Regions from separate parts of the Mus musculus genome. Here region 1 is linked to region 2. Evidence: chromatin contacts called from ENCODE Hi-C or POLR2A ChIA-PET data. All regions are on one chromosome and are shown on one strand. Each heading gives the region's core, a stretch centred on a gene start or an enhancer-like site at or near the end of the contact. The rest is flanking DNA. Distances are from core to core; before and after follow the strand shown. Region 1 overlaps Heg1 (heart development protein with EGF-like domains 1). Region 2 holds the start of Iqcg (IQ motif containing G).

Evidence for each region. A loop is a pair of places that touch in the nucleus more often than their neighbours do. ChIA-PET counts read pairs that join two places held with the same protein, here RNA polymerase II (POLR2A).
Region 1: a map of regulatory T cell shows a loop between it and region 2 (3-fold over the local background). The contact joins the enhancer-like site here to the promoter of Iqcg in region 2. A Hi-C loop is called at or near these places in 1 of 37 maps with a recorded cell type or tissue (regulatory T cell). POLR2A ChIA-PET finds 5 or more read pairs at or near these places in 1 of 5 experiments (embryonic stem cell).

What each region holds. Positions count from the first base shown.
Region 1 is chr16:33,712,684-33,715,793 of GRCm38, forward strand. The region is part of intron 2 of Heg1 (heart development protein with EGF-like domains 1); the gene reads left to right. Among named protein-coding and RNA genes, the nearest start is that of Heg1, 30 kb to the left of the region's middle. Within about 2 kb of position 1,735, at least 2 of the 3 ENCODE cell types and tissues checked have a DNase peak (open chromatin) inside an H3K27ac peak, as active enhancers do.
Region 2 is chr16:33,054,583-33,057,821 of GRCm38, forward strand. Iqcg (IQ motif containing G) reads right to left here and starts at 1,604. Exons shown (of 11, transcript NM_178378.3): 1 at 1,569-1,604. It overlaps Rpl35a (ribosomal protein L35A), which reads left to right and starts at 1,871. Exons shown (of 5, transcript NM_001130485.1): 1 at 1,871-1,928; 2 at 2,554-2,596; 3 at 2,808-2,960. The coding sequence starts at 2,586.

The DNA of each region.
Region 1 (3,110 bases), core at 485-2,984, 660 kb after region 2:
GGAACTCACTGTGTAGACTAGACTGGCCTTGAACTCAACTGCTTATCTCTCAAGTGCTGAGATTAGAGATGTGAGCCACTCAGCCTGCCTCTGACCCTCATTCATTGGGTAGTTGTCCTTCTAAGGCAGTGGTTCTCAACCTTCCTACTGCTGCAACCCTTTAATACAGTTCTTCATGTTGTGGTGATTCCCAACCATAAAATTATTTCATTGTACTTCATAACTGTAATCTTTCTACTGCTATGAATTGTAATGTAAATGTCTGGTTTTCTGATGGTCTTAGGTGTCCCCTGTAAAAGGATTGTTTGACCACCAAAGGGGTTGAGACCCACAGGTTGAGAACTGCTGTTCTAGAACCTTCCATGTTTAATGTTTGCAGTTTTGCTGACTTTCATTGTCCTTGAGTCTTACTAAGAATTTGTCTTCCTTGGTGACCTGGGTATTCTGCTGTAGGTGATGTCAGACTGCCCTCTAAAATGTTCACTACAGAGGACTTTAGTCAGAGAGCATACCCCAGAGAGCGCCTGAGGCCAATGAGGAAACAAACCTCTGTGGAAACAAGCCTCTGCCCTGTGTTTAAAGTTAGCCTGGCACCTTCTAGCCTACCCAGAAAGCTCGATAAACCTCTCCTACTGAATGGACTTCATGAGATTCTACTAACCCTTTCTGAGTCCGTGACTGACACGGGAGCTTTGGGGATGTAGGCCTAAGGAGGACCAGCAGGACCCGCCACAGCAGACTTGGAGTCAACCTGCCGTACCAGCCTGCTCAGTGAATGAGGACAAGCAATGGGGTCCTTGTTCAGGGGAAGAGTTCGTGATTTTTCTAGCAGTGTGACCTAGAGAAAAGCCCAACGCTTAAACCAGTCAGGTCTATAATGTCCCTCAGGAGATGTGCCTACGGACGATAAACCAAGGGCATGGTGGGAGGTTCTTTTGATCTGAAAGGTGGCAGCATTTGATGATCCATACATACTCAGTCTGTGTCGTCTGGGCCTCCTTTACTGCCACCTAGGAGCACGGTGTGTGGAGCTGAGTGTGTTTTTGCCAACTTGACACAAACTGGGAAGAGGATCCCTCAATTGAGAAAATATCTCCATCTGATTGTCCTGTGGGGCAAATCTGTGTGTTTGTGTGTGGGTGTGTTTGTGTGTGTGGTTTTTGTTCTGATTTGTTTTGTTTGTGTGGGTCCTGGTTCTGTAAGAAAGCAGGCTGAGGGGCTAGAGAGTTATCTCAGTGGTTAAAAAACACTGACTGCTCTTCCAGAGGTTCTGGGTTCAATTCCCAGCAGCCACATGGTGGCTCACAACCATCTGTAAGGGGATCCGATGCCCTCTTCCTTTGTGTCTGAAGACGGCTACAATGTACTTATATACGTAAAATAAATAAATTCATCTTTAAAAGAAAAAAGGAAAAGAAATCAGGTTGAGCAAGCCAGTAAGTAGCGCCCCCTCCATGGGTCTACTTCAATGATAAGCTTTTACCTAGAACTTTACAATAAAATAAGATAAACGTTCTTTATTTCCCGAGTTGCTCTTGGTCAGTATTTTATTACGGCAACAGAACACAGAGCAGAACAGACTGATCAGTACAGCACCTTCCACATCCTGGGTAGCCAGGAGTTAATCTGTTTCTGAACAGAATCTATCTTACAGCACCTAAGCACGCCCAGGACGATGAGCCAGGGGGCGTTGCTCTCCACCCTCTCCTGCCTCGCTGCCTCTCTAGACTTTCCGTGGTCTCTTTGACTGTTGGTCCTGGTGTGGGGGCGGGGCTATAAACAAAGCAACAAGTGGCCCCGCCCCGGTGAGGAGGGCGGGGAGGAAGCTCTGTTCTGAAGGCACAAATGTGTATGTTGAATTGTGTGAGAGTGACTACAATTCCGCACTAAATTTAGTGTGAGCTTCCTGGAAATGGGGGCACAAAGGGAAGCTGGGTGGAGCGTGGGATTGTTGTCGGACAGTCAGCATACCGTTTAGCCCATAGGCAGTGGGCGGGCAGTTCTTCCAAGAGGAATATTTATTTATGTAAGGGATTGCTGAAGATCATAATAGAAACTACTTTCAATTGCTGGTTTTGTGAGAGTCGTGCTAATGTCCTTTGAAGGTGACATTTTGTAGACTCGCTAAGAGCTGGGGCGGAATAATGGGTCTTGACTTATGGGAGTCTTTCCTGTGGGCAGTTGAGCTGTTGCAGTCCAGGTAAATGGCTTTGTGGTGATGTCACTTTTGTGAAGGGAGAGGACAGAAACGACGTGAAGGACTTTGGATGTAGTCTGCCTTGTTGTAATACCCGCTGCCTCTGCTTTACTTCTGAGAGGTTCTGGATAGCCGTCAAGGTTGAGCAGTGTGACAGAAAGTGACGCGTGCTCACACCAGGTGAGCAGTCGTTCCCTCTGTGGCCTGTTACAAACACTAGGAACTTAGCTCAGGCCTTGTCCCAGTGGGAGATGGCATTCCAATTTTTTTAAATTTTATTTTAAAATGTTTATTAGCGGAGGGGAGTGCATTTGCCACAGTGTATGGGAGCCAAAGAAAAACTGAAGAACTCAGTTCTTCTCCTGCCACCCATGGCACACAGGACCGAACTCCTGTCAAGGTTGGTAGCAAGGGCCTTTACTGCTGAGTCATCTTGCCAGATTCATTCATCCTTCCTTCCTTCCTTCTTTTTAATTTTCTATTTATTTTTGCTTTTGCTGAGGCTCAAAGTCTGAAGGTTTCTCATTTTCCTAACGCCAGCCTGTGGGTTCTTAGTTAGTGCCGCAGGTGCCCGTGTAGGATCCTAGGCAGTGCCTGTGGACAAGCTAAGCAAGCATCCTTCAACCCCTTTCTCAAGACAGGGTTTCTCTGTGTAGACCAGGCTGACCTTGAACTCACAGAGATCCTCCTGCTTCTGCCTCCCAAGTGCTAGGACTAAAGGCGTGTGCCACCACTGCCTGGCTCAAGCATTGCCTTTTTTTCTAGAGGCACTGCTTTGCAGAAGTGTTCACACACATTGTGTTGCTTTACCGTGAGGATTAAATGAGAATTGTCAATCGGGCAAATAGCACAAGGCCTGGGGCTTTGCCACTGCTTACTTGAGGACCGCTGTTTTGTTTTGTTGGGGGCAGGG
Region 2 (3,239 bases), core at 354-2,853:
TGTATGTGCCTGCTTGTCTCTATGTGCACTGTGTGCATACAGCAGATTTCCTAGCGCTGAAGTTATAGGTAATTGTGAGTCCCTGATGTAGATGCTGGGAACTGAACTGAAGACCTCTTTAAAAACAGTGTATGCCCTTAAACATTGAGACATTTCTCTAGTCCCTGTCTCAAAACAAAACAACAACAATAACAATAACAAGTTGCATGTAAAATCTAGCTCTAGAGTCTGAGGCCATCTTCCGACCTCTGAAAGCACACACATAAACAGGTTTTTAAAAAGGAAGTCTTGCTGGGCGGTGGTGGCTCACGCATTTAATCCCAGCACTCGGGAGGGAGAGGCAGGCGGATTTCTGAATTTGAGGCCAGCCTGGTCTACAGAGTGAGTTCCAGGACAGCCAGGGTTATACAGAGAAACCCTGTCTTGAAAAACCAAAAAAAAAAAAAAAAAAAAAAAAAAAAAAAAAAAAAAAAAAGGAAAAGAAAGGAAGTCTTGACCTTTTAACATACCACATGTCTAATCTGCTTGTTGTCTTGTTTTTTTTTTTTTTTTTTTTTTGCGAGGAGTGAGGGAGCAAGGATGAGATTTCTTACTCTGTAGCTCAGGATATCTGTGTACACATAATGTACCTCTTACTGACCTAAAACAGAGCAATCTTCATACTTCAACCTTCTAAGTGCAAGGATTACAGACACCAGAGCCAACATGCCATCCTTGCTCCCTCATGTAGGCTGCAAGAGGGCAGACGTTTTAGTCTGTTTACTCTGGTGCCCTACAAGCCTACAGCATTCTTGGTAGTGGTAGTCATTCAATAAATTACTCTCTGATTAAATGAATGGATCCATCAGTTCGCCTTAATTAATGCACAAGTTAGGAACTGTAAATCTGAGTCTATTAAATTTATCTGTGGGCTGGTGAGATGGCTCAGTGGGTAAGAGCACCTGACTGCTCTTCCGAAGGTTCAGAGTTCAAATCCCAGCAACCACATGGAGCCATAACGAGATCTAGCTCCCTCTTCTGGAGTGTCTGAAGACAGATATAGTGTACTTACATATAATAAATAAATGAATTTTAAAAAATTTATCTGCATCCGACAAGTCAGGGAAAGGATGGAAGGATATCTTCTATCTCTCACTTCCTCACATCGTCTCCCTTTTTTTCAGATGGGGTCTCATGTAGCTCAGGCTGACTGGCACTCCCTATGTAGCAGAGGATGGTCTTTTAAGTCCTATTCACCTGCTCGCACAGCTAGAATACTGGGGTTACAAGCAAGCACCGGGACCGCGGTTTGCCTCATGGATGTTTGTTGCTGTTAAGATGGGGCCTTGCTATGTAACTTAGCCTAGCCTCGAATTTGTGATGTGATCCTCCTACCTCAGTCTCCGGAATAAATGCTGAGGTTAACGGGCAACGGCTACCACACCCTGTTTGTTAAATTAAAGATGGGAAAAAATAAAAGAACAAATCAAGAGAAACTCCTGCCTTCATGCTCCAGGTTTTTCTCTCCTATATGGTAGGATCCCAGTCTCCATTCTAGGAAGAGGAGAAAACACTTAACTTTTCCTTACCTCTCTACCAGCCCAGCTGGAGGCGGGAACCAAACTAATCGGTAGCTATGGCAACGCGTCGCGCAAGCTCTTTTTTTTTTTTAAGTAGGACCCCTGATTCTTTCTTAGTCGACTACGATTTTGCCTTTCCTTGTTCCTAAATAATACGTGTTGCCGCTTACAAAGACGAAAGGGCAGGAGGGAAAGAATTTAAAGTTCTTGAGCGCGGCTTGGCTGAGTCGAGCCTCTCTCTCTGTCTCTGACCTTTGCTTTCTGGCGCAGTGTGAGCGGCCTAAGCGCGGAGAGGGGCGGGGCGTGCGTCCCACAAGGCCGCGCGGCGGGGCTTGCCTTCCTCTTTCCGCCATCTTGGCGCCTGTGGAGGTGAGGGGGGTTCCTGCTGCTGAGCTTTGGGGCCCGATTGCTGGGGTGCGTTTAGTTTCATCCCTCACCGAGACAACCTGGCGTCTCGGAGAACCCGACCGCCAGAGGTTTCTGGGGATTCCAGGAGGATGGAGGGCGGGATGGAGGCGATGACGGGCTGATGGTGTGGAGGCCCCGGCCGGGGGAGGAGAGCTCGCTGGTCTCGGTCGATCTCCGGCTCGGGAGGAGAGAATGGGTGCATTTCCCCCGGTCTTACTGGCCCGGGGAGCGGTGGTCCCTGGGAGCTGGGTTCCCCGCACAGAGCCGGATCTCGCCTGTGTTAGCTGCTTTCTGTACTGATGGAGGCATGAGCTCGCCTCCGGGTTCCTTTTGGGGTTTGAGAAGTTAAGTCTCGGGTGAGTCGCCTTCCCACCCGGCCTTTGCCCACGATTCCGAGTCGTTCGTTGTCATTGGTTGTCGGAGCCCTGAGTATTTTGCCAGGCTCTGCCTCTATAGGGGGCAGGGCGTAGGTAAGAGGTCCCCATCCTTGGGACGCCGACTGAAGCCATCTCTCGCGCCGGGAAATAGTGACAGGTGGGATGCGTGCTGCATGACTCTCGGTTGAGCTCTCGGTTTTGTTTTTCAGGCCTGCTGGGAACAGGACTTCTAACAGCAAGTATGTCTGGAAGGTACGCGATCTCACAATAGTCGTTTTCTCCATTTCTGTTTCGTTCTATTAAACGCGAAGCTAAAGTTCAGTGTAATGCGGGAGGGGAACGAGAGGTCTGCTGTAGATAGCTGGAGTAGGAATTGCTACAAAGCAAATCATGGTGGCTTGCTAAAAGATACATGAAAAGTTGTAACGGGGTAGTCATCATGTCTTTCTTAACGTTGTCTTAGGCTGTGGTGCAAGGCCATTTTTGCTGGCTACAAGCGAGGTCTCCGGAACCAAAGAGAGCACACGGCTCTTCTTAAAATTGAAGGCGTTTATGCCCGAGATGAAACGGAGTTCTACTTAGGCAAGAGATGTGCTTATGTGTATAAGGCAAAAAAGTAAGTATGCTCCCATGCCTTTTAATTTTTGGTTGACTAATCTCGTTTTTTCTACTGAAAAGGTAGGGGTGTTAGTGAGAAATTGGTGTGGTTGAGTCTTCCTAGACACGTGAAGAGCTTAGAGGAAATTAGAGAGGGATCTTTTTGTCGGTGGTATGGACTATATAGGCACCATTGGTTCGTAGTACAAGTGTAGAAGTTCCCTGTGTTAAGTCCCTAACATGGTTAAAAACAAAGATTACAGCTCTTAGTACCTTTCATTTTCCTTTGAAAGGGTTT